2 separate regions of the Homo sapiens genome follow, and region 1 is linked to region 2. Evidence: read pairs that join two places in POLR2A ChIA-PET (ENCODE). Cell type or tissue: PC-9. All regions are shown on one strand. Each heading gives the region's core, and the rest is flanking DNA. Links, peaks and the distances in the headings are about the cores only. Region 1 overlaps KDM4A (lysine demethylase 4A). Region 2 has its middle 14 kb from the start of KDM4A.

What was found. Peaks named below come from ENCODE experiments on the same cell type or tissue, not always from the same donor. Only the 100,000 strongest peaks of a DNase experiment are listed, where the experiment ranks them.
Region 1: POLR2A ChIA-PET joins it to region 2 with 9 read pairs; 7 of 35 experiments call an interaction of 5 or more read pairs at or near these places.

What each region holds. Positions count from the first base shown.
Region 1 is chr1:43,695,788-43,701,166 of GRCh38, reverse strand. It overlaps KDM4A (lysine demethylase 4A), which reads right to left. Exons shown (of 22, transcript NM_014663.3): 19 at 3,154-3,324. KDM4A-AS1 (KDM4A antisense RNA 1) reads left to right here. Exons shown (of 5, transcript NR_033827.1): 5 at 415-1,443. Among named protein-coding and RNA genes, the nearest start is that of KDM4A-AS1, 8.9 kb to the left of the region's middle. In PC-9, for the core only: no CTCF peak of the experiment used is centred there; no DNase peak of the experiment used is centred there.
Region 2 is chr1:43,633,464-43,638,842 of GRCh38, reverse strand. No RefSeq gene overlaps it. Among named protein-coding and RNA genes, the nearest start is that of KDM4A, 14 kb to the left of the region's middle. In PC-9, for the core only: no CTCF peak of the experiment used is centred there; a DNase peak (open chromatin) is centred at 2,672.

The sequences.
Region 1 (5,379 bases), core at 59-5,058, 62 kb before region 2:
CGGGCAGATCACGAGGTCAAGAGATTGAGTCCATCCTGGACAACATGGGGAAACCCTCTCTACTAAAAATACAAAAATTAGTTGGGCGTGGTGGCGTGCACCTGTAGTCGCAGCTACTTGGGATGCTGAGGCAGGAGAATCGCTTGAACCCGGTAGGTGGAGGTTGCAGTGAGCCAAGAACGCACCACTGCACTCCAGCCTGGCGACAGAGCGAGACTCTGTCTCAAAAAAAAAAAAAAATTAAATTTATAATAATATTTAACAACATTTGGAGGCTGTCGATAGGCCAGTGCACCAATATTTTCTAAATGACCAAAGTATGATGTTATAAAAGGATGCATGGGTGAAAGATCCATTCAGAAGAGACCAATGGGTTTTAGTGTTAACAGTATGAAACGTTCACTGACCTTTCAGATTCCACACTGCAACTAACTTTTAAGAACCTGCCAGGAGCAGTGGCTCACACCTGTAATCCCAGCACTTTGGGAGGTTGAGGCAAAAGAAATCGCTTGAGCCCAGGAGTTTGAGACTACCTGGGCAAGATGGCAAGACCCCATTTCTACAAATAGCCATGCATGCCTGTAGTCCCAGCTACTCGGGAGGTGCTTGGTCAACAAAGCAAGACATCATCTCTTAAAACAAACAAACAAACAAAAAAAGTTGTTACTTCCATTGAGTTTTGGTGGATATCAGAGAATAATAAACACAATTACCTGAAAGACTATTAAAATACCTCCCTTGGCTGGGAGTGGTGGCTCACAGATGTAATCCCAGCACTTTGGGAGGCCGAGGTAGGCGGATTGCTTGAGCCCAGTTTTGAGACCAGCCTGGGCAACAAGGCAAAACTCCATCTCTACAAAAAATTAAAAAATTAGCTGGGCGCCAGTGACAAGGGCCTGTAGTCCCAGCTACTTGGGAGGCTGAGGCAGCAGAATCACTTGAGCCTGGTATGTGGAGGTTGCAGTGAGTTGAGATCACTGCACTGCACTCCAACGTGGGTGACTGGAGTGAAACCCTATTTTAAAAAAACAAAAACAAACTCCTTTTTCCAATTACATATCTACGCAAGGCTGAATTTTCTTCCTATACTTGAACCTAAACAGTGTATCACAATAGATTGAATCAAGAAGTGACATTAAGGCCAGCGCGGTGGCTCACGCCTGTAATCCCACCACTTTGGGAGGCCGAGGCGGGCGGATCACGAGATCAGGAGATCAAGACCATCCTGGCTAACATGGTGAAACCCCATGTCTACTAAAAATACAAAAAATTAGCCGGGCATGGTGGCGGGCGCCTGTAGTCCCAGCTACTCGGGAGGCTGAGGCAGGAGAATGGCGTGAACCTGGGAGGTGAAGCCTGCAGTGAGCCAAGATCATGCCACCGTACTCCCGTACTCCAGCCTGGGCAACAGAGCAAGACTCCATCTCAAAAAAAAAAAAAAAAGACATTAAAGAGATTTGCAAAATTGCAGGGAAATGGCAATCTTTTGTTTTTGTTTTAGAAAAGTTATTTTTAATCTAAAAAAATTGATTATTTTAAATCAATCTGCTTTAATTTCTAATAAGAATAAATACGTTTAGATGTAACCCAGAGAAACACAGGCTCTTTGGGGTCTCTAACTTGTAGAAAATGGAGTCCTGAAACCACTGTAAGTTAGAGATAATACCACATCCTTCTCACAGTGGGTATGAGAAGATAAAGAGATACTTGAAATAACCACTTAGCATAGTGCCTGGCATACTGTACCAGCTTAATAAATTACAGCAAGGGCCAGGTATGGTGGCTCAAACTCTTGTAATCCCAGTGGTTTGGGGGCCCAAGATGTGAGGATCGCTTCAAGCTGCGAGATCGAAACCAGCCTGAGCAACAAAGCAAGACCGTTGTTACTACAAAAAATTTAAAAATTAGCCAGGTGTGACTGCATGTGCCTGTAGTCCCAGCTACCTGGGAAGCTGAAGCAGGAGGATCACTTGAGTTCAGGAGTTTGAGATTGCAGGAGCTATGATACAGCCACTGCACTCCAGCCTAAGTGACAGAGTGAGACCTGGTCTCTCTCAAAAAAAAAAAAAAAAAAATAAGGCCAGGCACAGTGGCTCACGCCTGTAATCCCACCACTTTGGGAGGCCAAGGTAGGCAGATCACTTGAGCCCAGGAGTTTGAGACCAGCCTGGGCAACATGGCAAAAGCCCGTCTCTACAAAAAATTAAAAAATTAGCCGGCTGTGGTGGTGCGTTCCTGTAGTCCCAGCTACCAGGGAGGCTGAGGTGGGATGATCACCTCAATCCAGGAAGTTGAGGCTGCAGTGAGCTGAGATTGTGCCACTGCACTCCAGCCTGGGCGTCAGAGTGAAACCCTGTCTCACAAATAAAATATAAATAAATGATAGCTATGCTACTGCTATGAGTACTACTAATGTCGCCTTTTCTATAAGTCTACCTTATAACTAATGAATGTGCTTTTAGCAACTGAGTGGCTAATGTGGTATAAACATGGGACAATACCTGATTTGTTAAAGGAAAAAATGGTTTCATTCCTCTCTACTTTGGTGGTCAGTCTACCAACTGAAAAGGCAAGGTGGGGGTAGGGGAAACCTGAACTAAGTCCTCACTACCAAGCCAGACCTAGGACTGGGTCCATGTGGGGCCACTGTGTCTCAGGTGTTGATAACATAAACAGGCCAAGGGTGTCTCCAGGCAGTTTCTACTTAGCCCTAAAGCCCACTGTGAAGAGACAAAAGCAGATTCTATACATCTACTAAGAGGGCCTGATAGAAAAGAGAGTTGGATAATTCCCCTAAAATCACACAGCTACTAGGCAATGAAGCTGGTATTGGCATATTTGATTCCAAAGCCTGGGCTCTCCTATTGCACTAGAATGCCCTCAAGGATAATTTAGACGGCAACAGATGCAGGTTTCAAGGAATTGCAGAAAATACTGATTCCCAGGTACTTCTAGGGAAAATAGGGTACCCTAGCAGCACGCAGTTTTCTTTGCAAAGAAAGACTGGTACAGATGATTCTTTCTGTTTGAGGACATGGTGATGGGACCAGGGACCTGGCTAGAAGAAGCAGGCATACACACACAGTCTGCCAGCCAGACCTTAGAAACATCCCCCCATTCCAAACTGCCTGAGAAGCTCCTTGCAGATATTACCACTATGTCCTCAGGATAAAGATTGTCGCTGAAGGAGCCATCATCAAAGTTGACTTCATAGAAGGTCTCGGTGGTGAGCCTGACCACTTCACACTGGTAGAAGCGCCCGTTCTTATGCTTGCTAATGACTTTCTGGCCTGCAGTGATGCTTTGCAAGGCCCCCTTGGCACGCTGGAAAAAAACAGAGGCTTTGGTTACTCACACGTGGAGTTTGCAGGCCTGGCATATGGAGATGAAGATCAATTAGTTCCTCCTTATCAGGGAAAGATAAGCATGGGAAAGTAAAAGTAAAAAGGAGAGAAGAGATGGGAGCTAAAACAAGCCTTTCCAGATACCCACCATCCCAGCCAGGACATTGGAAGAGACCAGTACCACATTTCCTCCATAAATTTAGCTCTTCCCATAAATTTAGCTAGTCCACAACTGGCCCTTATACCATATTATCTTACCCAGAACTCTCTGAACAACAACATGGACCTCTGATCTTGCCAAGAACTGACATCAAAGTATCGAAGGAGAGACTCAATAGGTGCCCTGAGGCCTGGGCCGCCAGGCAAAGCTGCACCACATCTTAGCACCTGCAGCATTACCCTCAGGGCTAGGGCACAAAGACTTAGGTTTCCCAGATGTCTCCAGCTACACACAACAAACTGTCCCCCATTCCAAGGGCCCTGCCATTGCCATCTCTGGTGCCCTCAACCATGCCCTTCTCATTCTGAACTTGCCCTTGATGCAAACAGGATCACAAAGTATGTGACGGCCTCATTTCCAAGCACGCCTGCTAGCCTGCCCAGGCACTCTGCCCCAGCCATGCTGGCCCCCCTTGCTGTTCCCTGAATGAGTGTGCCATATGTGCTGCCACCCAGGGCTTCGACACTGCTGGTTCTTCTACCTGAGATGCCATTCCCCAGTTACTTGCACACTGACTCCCATCCCAGTGTCAACTTATTGATGTCATTCCTTACTACTTCATCTTCCATTCCCCTTATCTGACTTAATTTTTATCCCTGCACTTCTCACCATCTGCTATACTGTGTATTTACTTGCTTCTATGTGTCCTTCAACTATACTGTATGCACCAGAAGGGCAAGGACTTTTTTGTCTTGTTCAATGGTATAGTCCTGGCACCTAAAACTGTGCCTGGCATATAGTAAATGCTCAATAAACATTTGAAGAATAAATCAGTGAAAAAACTACTAACTCATCAGTCCCCCCAATTTCCTCATAGCACCAGCAGTCTACAGCTGCCAGCTTAAGCATGTGGAGTATTAATGATTATCACAAAATAACTATTCTGTGTATGAAAAAACTCTTCCCTATCATAGCTGTGACTCAGTACTACCTCAAGTTTTTACTTGCATTAAGGGCAAGTTCAGAATGAGAAGGGCATGGTGAGGGCACCAGGGATGGCTAGGGCAGGGCCCTTGAGACACTCCGGAGTCTCATTCTCACATACAATATGTTCCCATCTTCCTAAGGTCCTTCCTATCATACCCCTGACCACCTGTCACGTTCAACATCTTTATGAAAAAGAATGCAGTCAGCCAACCAGGACTTTTCTGCAACCCCAAATGGCAGAGTGAAAAGTTCATCCTTCTGGGCTGGCCATCTATCACGTTCTTCCTTTGATTATGTATTTACCACACTGTTGTCAAACTTGTATGATCGCCTCTTCTATTAGATTGTAACTCACTCATGGCAGAGCCTTCCCCAACTACGGTCTGGCTTCTGACCTGACTACTCCACAGGGACACTCCAGTTTGTGGTACTTAGTGACCACCACACCAGCCCTGCCTTCTCTGTTGGATATGACCCTCCTTCCTCCCACTGGCTTGCTTCACTTTCTCAACTGCTTTCACTGGTTCATGCTCTGCTACCTGCTTCTCCCACTGGGAATCTCCAGAGCCCAGTTTCTAATGGGAACTAGATTTAACTATGCTGTTAAATGCTAATAGCCAAATCTTTACCCTCACAGTTACTCTCCAGAATGCTCCAGTGACCTCAGCATTTACTTTCCTCTTTCTCATCCCTCCTTCTCTCCCTTGCAGAGCAACACTGCTTCATCTCAGTTCCTGATTGCAGTTACTAACATCATATTAGCATCCTTCCCATCTCTCAAGGGAGTAACCTGAGTCATCTTCAATATTCACTCCCCCTTTCCTCCTCCTCTCCCCTTCTCTCCTCAACCCACGAGGGTCAATAAACCCTATCAGTTCTACCTGTTGG
Region 2 (5,379 bases), core at 76-5,075:
CCATTAACTCGTCATTTACATTAGGTATATCTCCTAATGCTATCCCTCCCCCGTCCCCGCACCCCACAACAGGCCCCGGTGTGTGATGTTCCCCATCCTGTGTCCAAGTGTTCTCATTGTTCAATTCCCACCTATGAGTGAGAACACGTGGTGTTTGGTTTTTTGTCCTTGCAATAGTTTGCTGAGAATGATGGTTTCCAGCTTCATCCATGTCCCTACAAAGGACATGAACTCATCCTTTTTTATGGCTGCATAGTATTCCATGGTGTATATGTGCCACATTTTCTTAATCCAGTCTGTCATTGATGGACATTTGGGTTGGTTCCAAGTCTTTGCTATTGTGAATAGTGCCGCAATAAACATACGTGTGCATGTCTTTATAGCAGCATGATTTATAATCCTTTGGGTATATACCCAGTAATGGGATGGCTGGGTCAAATGGTATTTCTAGTTCTAGATCCCTGAGGAATCGCTGCACTGTCTTCCACAATGGTTGAACTAGTTTACAGTCCCACCAACAGTGTAAAAGTGTTCTTATTTCTCCACATCCTCTCCAGCACCTGTTGTTTCCTGACTTTTTAATGATTGCCATTCTAACTGGTGTGAGATGGCATTCTTTTATTTAAAGACTTTTTACTAAGCATCTATTTTGTGCTGACTCTGGAAATACAGAGATAACAACTCCATCCCTCTACTTGGGACAATTACAGGTACTTCAACTCAACAAAAGTAAACTCTCGGCCCGGCACAGTGGCTCACGCCTGTAATCCCAGCACTTTGGGAGGCCGAGGTGAGCAGACTGCCTGAGCTCAGGAGTTTGCGACCAGCCTGGGCAACACAGTGAAACCCCATCTCTACTAAAATACAAAAAATTAGCCAGGTGTGGTGGCGGGCGCCTGTAGTCCCAGCTAGTTGGGAGGCTGAGGCAGGAGAATTGCTTGAGCCCGGGAGGCGGAGGTTGCAGTGAGCCAAGATCGCGCCACTGCACTCCAGCCTGGGCAACAGAGCGAGACTCTGTCTCAAAAAGAAAAAAAAGTAAGCTCTTGGTTCTCCCCTGACTCTACTCTGCTGTTAGTGCTCCCCACCTCAGTAAAGGCACCAATATTCACCTAGGTGCCCAGAGTCATTCTCGATTCTTTTAGCAGCCCACATCCAATCCTATTAGCCTTACTTACTTTCAAAACTATATCCCGAATCCTTCTCTTACCTCCGCATCACTATCATTGTACTTCAAGCAGCCATCACCCTCCACCTGGAACACTACAACAGCATCCTGACTGGACTCCCTGCTTCTGCTCCTGCCCCTTCCAATCTGTTCTCCAAATAGGTGCCAGAGTGATCTGTCAAAAAAACAAGTCCCCAGCCTGGGCAACATAGTGAGACCCTGTCTCTACAAAAACATTAAAAAATTAGCCAGGGACGGTGGTGTGCACCTGTAGTCCCAGCTACTTGGGAGGTTGAGGTGGGAGGATGGCTTGAGCCTGGGGGGTCAAGACTGCAGTGAGCTGCGATTGCGCCACTGCACTCAGGCCTGGGCGACAGAGTGAGACCCTGTCTCAAAGACGAAGAAAAGCAAATCCAATGAACTACCTTATTGAAAACCCCTTAAAAGCTTTCTGTGCCCCTATCCTGAATCCAAAGTGCCTTGCTCATGTCTGCGAGAGCCCCTGCCCATTCTGCACCCCATCCTGCCCCACTCTCCCCTTGCACTCTGGGCTGCAGCCACGCTGGCCTTTGTTCTGTTTTTCTAAAACACCCCTTGAAAGAGCTATGTTCCCTCGTGCCTCAGGATCTTTACACCCTATTGAGCCTCTTCCTTGTAGAAGCCTCCGATTCCCCATACTTGTCTGGGTCCTACTGTCCCATGCTGTGGGACCCGGACTAGTGTGGGGAGTCAGAGGCTTCTGTGAGAAAGGGACTCTCTATGCATTCTGCACACTTCCTGCAAAGCATCTGAGCTTTTGATTGTGTGTGTGTGTAAGATTTGAATGATGTCTGTCTTCCTGCCAGATTAAGGTTTCTAAGGGTACTTTGGGCTGGGCACCGTGGCTCATGCCTGTAATCCCAGCACTTTGGGAGGCCGAGGCAGGCAGATCACTTGAGGTCTGGAGTTCGAGACCAGCCTGGCCAACATGGTGAAACCCCGTCTCTACTAAAAATACAAAATTAGCCAGGCATGGTGGCATGTGCTTATAATCCCAGCTACTCAGGAGGCTGACGTGAGAATCACTTGAACCTGGGAAGCAAGAAGTTGCAATGAGCCCAGATCACACCACTGCACGCCAGCCTGGGTGACAGAGCGAGACCCTGTCTCAAAAAAAAAAAAAAAAGGGTAGGGACTTTATTATTTCACTATTGAATCTCAGTACCTTGGACAATGCCTGGTTCATAGTAAGTGCTCAATAAATATCACTGGACTATGATTTGGGGAAAGAATGGACAAATGAAGCTAGGTGGGTTGTAGTTTGTATGGTAGTTAAGCATTCAGGCTCTGGACTCACAGAACCAGGCTCAAATCTAGGTTCTGCTCTCTTCCTAGCTGTGTGACTTAAGAGTGAGTTGGTTGACCTCTGAGAGCCTGTCTTCAATCACAAAAGGAGGTTGTAATACAAGCTACTATACAGGGCTTTTGGAGGAACTGAATGTTAACAATGCGGGTAAAATGCTTGTCATATTTAAGTGCTTAATAATGCTAGCAGGTATTATTACAGAATATGATAGGTACACACCATGTTTGTTGGATTTAAATCTTTACGACCACATAGCTCAGGTGGGGGTAATTACAGGGAATGCCCTGAATATCTGCCAGAGAGGGGAGGCTGGAAAGGACAAACCCTGAAAAAGCATCTGGGACACAAGGTCTTTCGGGGAGACTGAGGAGTATCCCATTTGTGGGGCTAAAAACTTCCCTCCAGCTCAAGACTGGGTAACCCTTATTTATTTATTTTAGGGATGGGGTCTTGATATGTTGCCCAGGGTGGAGTGGGATGGCTATTCACAGGCAAGATCATAGGACACTAAAGGCTCAAACTCAAGGCCTCAAGCAATCCTCCTGCCTCAGATTTTTTTTTTTAATTTTTTTATTTTTTGAGACGGAGTTTTTGCTGTTGCCCAGGCTGAGTGCAATGGCACGATCTCAGCTCACTGCAACCTCTACCTCCCGGGTTCAAGCAATTATCCTGCCTCAGCCTCCCGAGTAGCTGGGATTACAGGCGCCCGCCACTATGCCTGGCTAATTTTTGTAATTTTAATTTCACCATGTTGGCCAGGCTGGCCTCAAACGTGGCTGCCCAAAGTGCTAGGATCACAGGCGTGTGCCACTGTGCCTGGCCCTGCCTCAGCTTCTTGAGTAGCTGGGATTACAGGTGTGTGCCACCACACCCAGCCCTCCTTATTATTATTTTTTAAAATTTGAGATGGATTCTCCCTCTGTCGCCTAGGTTGGAGTGCAGTGGCACGTTCTCAGCTCACTGCAACCTCCCCCTCCCGGGTTCAAGCAATTCTCCTGCCTCAGCCTCCTGAGTAGCTGGGATTACAGACACACATCACCATGCCTGGTTAGTTTTTTGTATTCTTAGTAGAGATGGGGTTTCTCCATGTTGGTCAGGCTGGTCTCAAACTCCCAACCTCAGGTGATCCGCCCTCCTCGGCCTCCCAAAGTGCTGGGATTACAGACGTGAGCCACCGCACCCGGTCACCTCCTTACTGATTTTAAACGTAATGTTCCTTGGTGAATCTCCACGTAAACTATTTCTACTGTTGGTGTCGGGGACTGGGAGAAAAGCAGCTTACATGGTAAGGGTGAAGTTTGGTGTGGTGGATGCAGAGATCCCTTGTGAGATATGAAGTCCCTCTTGGAGCAGACTAGGGCGTGTCTCAGGGAGGGAGCAAAAGGGCCTCTGAGGAGTTGGGAGTGAAGATTCTTGAGGATTGGGTGCTGGCAGCTGCCAGGCATTCCTTCTGACAATCAGACTGACCTCCCACTACAGGGCCGGCATCCACTCAGCAAACATTGATGGAGTCCCGACTCTGGGTAGGCTCTTAAGCTGGGAGGCAAGTGAGACACAGTTCTTGCCCTCAAGAAGTTCACAGTCCAGTGAAGACAGATGAATCAAACCATAATTATAATGCCAATTTTCATTTCCTTTCTGCACGACAGCCTGGATAATTTTCTTGGTATTTTCCCCCTATTTTACTATTTGAACAGCTGAGGAAGCACGAATAATAATTTCAGCACAGTGCTATGGTTCCTGGACCAGCAACACAGCTGGATGTGAGACTAATTGAGCAAGGAAGAGGAGGGGCTAAGGAGGGACTCCTGGAAGACTGACCTTGGATGAGAAGTGCCAGGAAGGGCTCCAGGAAGAGGGGATAACATGCAACCACAGCATGCTGTTTTTCTATGTGACACATGCTTATGAAAAAAGTGCGTATCAGAGGTAGGAAAATTAGAAAATGCATTTAAAATAGGGAACATAACCACCCAGCAATGTGCTAACATTTTGGTGTCTATCCTTTCCAGTGTTTCTCGAATTTTAATGCTCATACAAATGCCATACGGAACTGTCAAAATACAAATTCTGATGCAGCAGGTCTGGGGTAGAGCCTAAGATTCTACATTTCTACGAGACAGGCACATTACCACTTGGCCACCGTGCCTGAGTTAGAGTCTACTTTTTTTTTTTTTTTTTTTTTTTGAGATCGAGTCTTGCTCTGTCGCCCAGGCTGGAGTGCAGCGGCACTATCTCAGCTCACTGCAACCTTGCCTCCTGGGTTCAAGTGATTCTCCTGCCTCAGCCTCCCAAGTAGCTGGGATTACAGGTGCCTGCCACCATGCCTGGCTAATTTTTTTGTATTTTTAGTAGATGAGGTTTCACCACGTTGGTCAGGCTGGTCTCAAACTCCTGACCTCAAGTGATCCACCTGCCTCAGCCTCCCAAAGTGCTGGGATTACAGGCATGAGCCACCACACCCTGGCCTAGATTCTACATTTCTAAAAAGCTCCCAGGTGATGCTGACACTGATGGTCTTTGGAGTCACTTCAGCAAGGTTGTAGCCTATATGTGTGTGTGTATAATATGTTCAATTTTTCAGTATTATGAATGATGATGTAGTGAATCTTTCCCCACAGATTTTTAAATTATTTGTACAATTTTTTAATGTAAATTCCTAAACTTGTATTGCTGGGTCAAATTAAAGCATAATTTAAGGGTTTTGATAGATACTGCACATTCTCCTCCAAAAATGTAGAACCAGTTTATATTCCCACTAGCAATTTATAAGTGCCTAATTCCCTGCATCAATATTGACACATAACTCTTGCCAATTTTATAGTCAAACAGTCAAACAGTTGTCCCTCAGTATCCATGGGGGATTGCT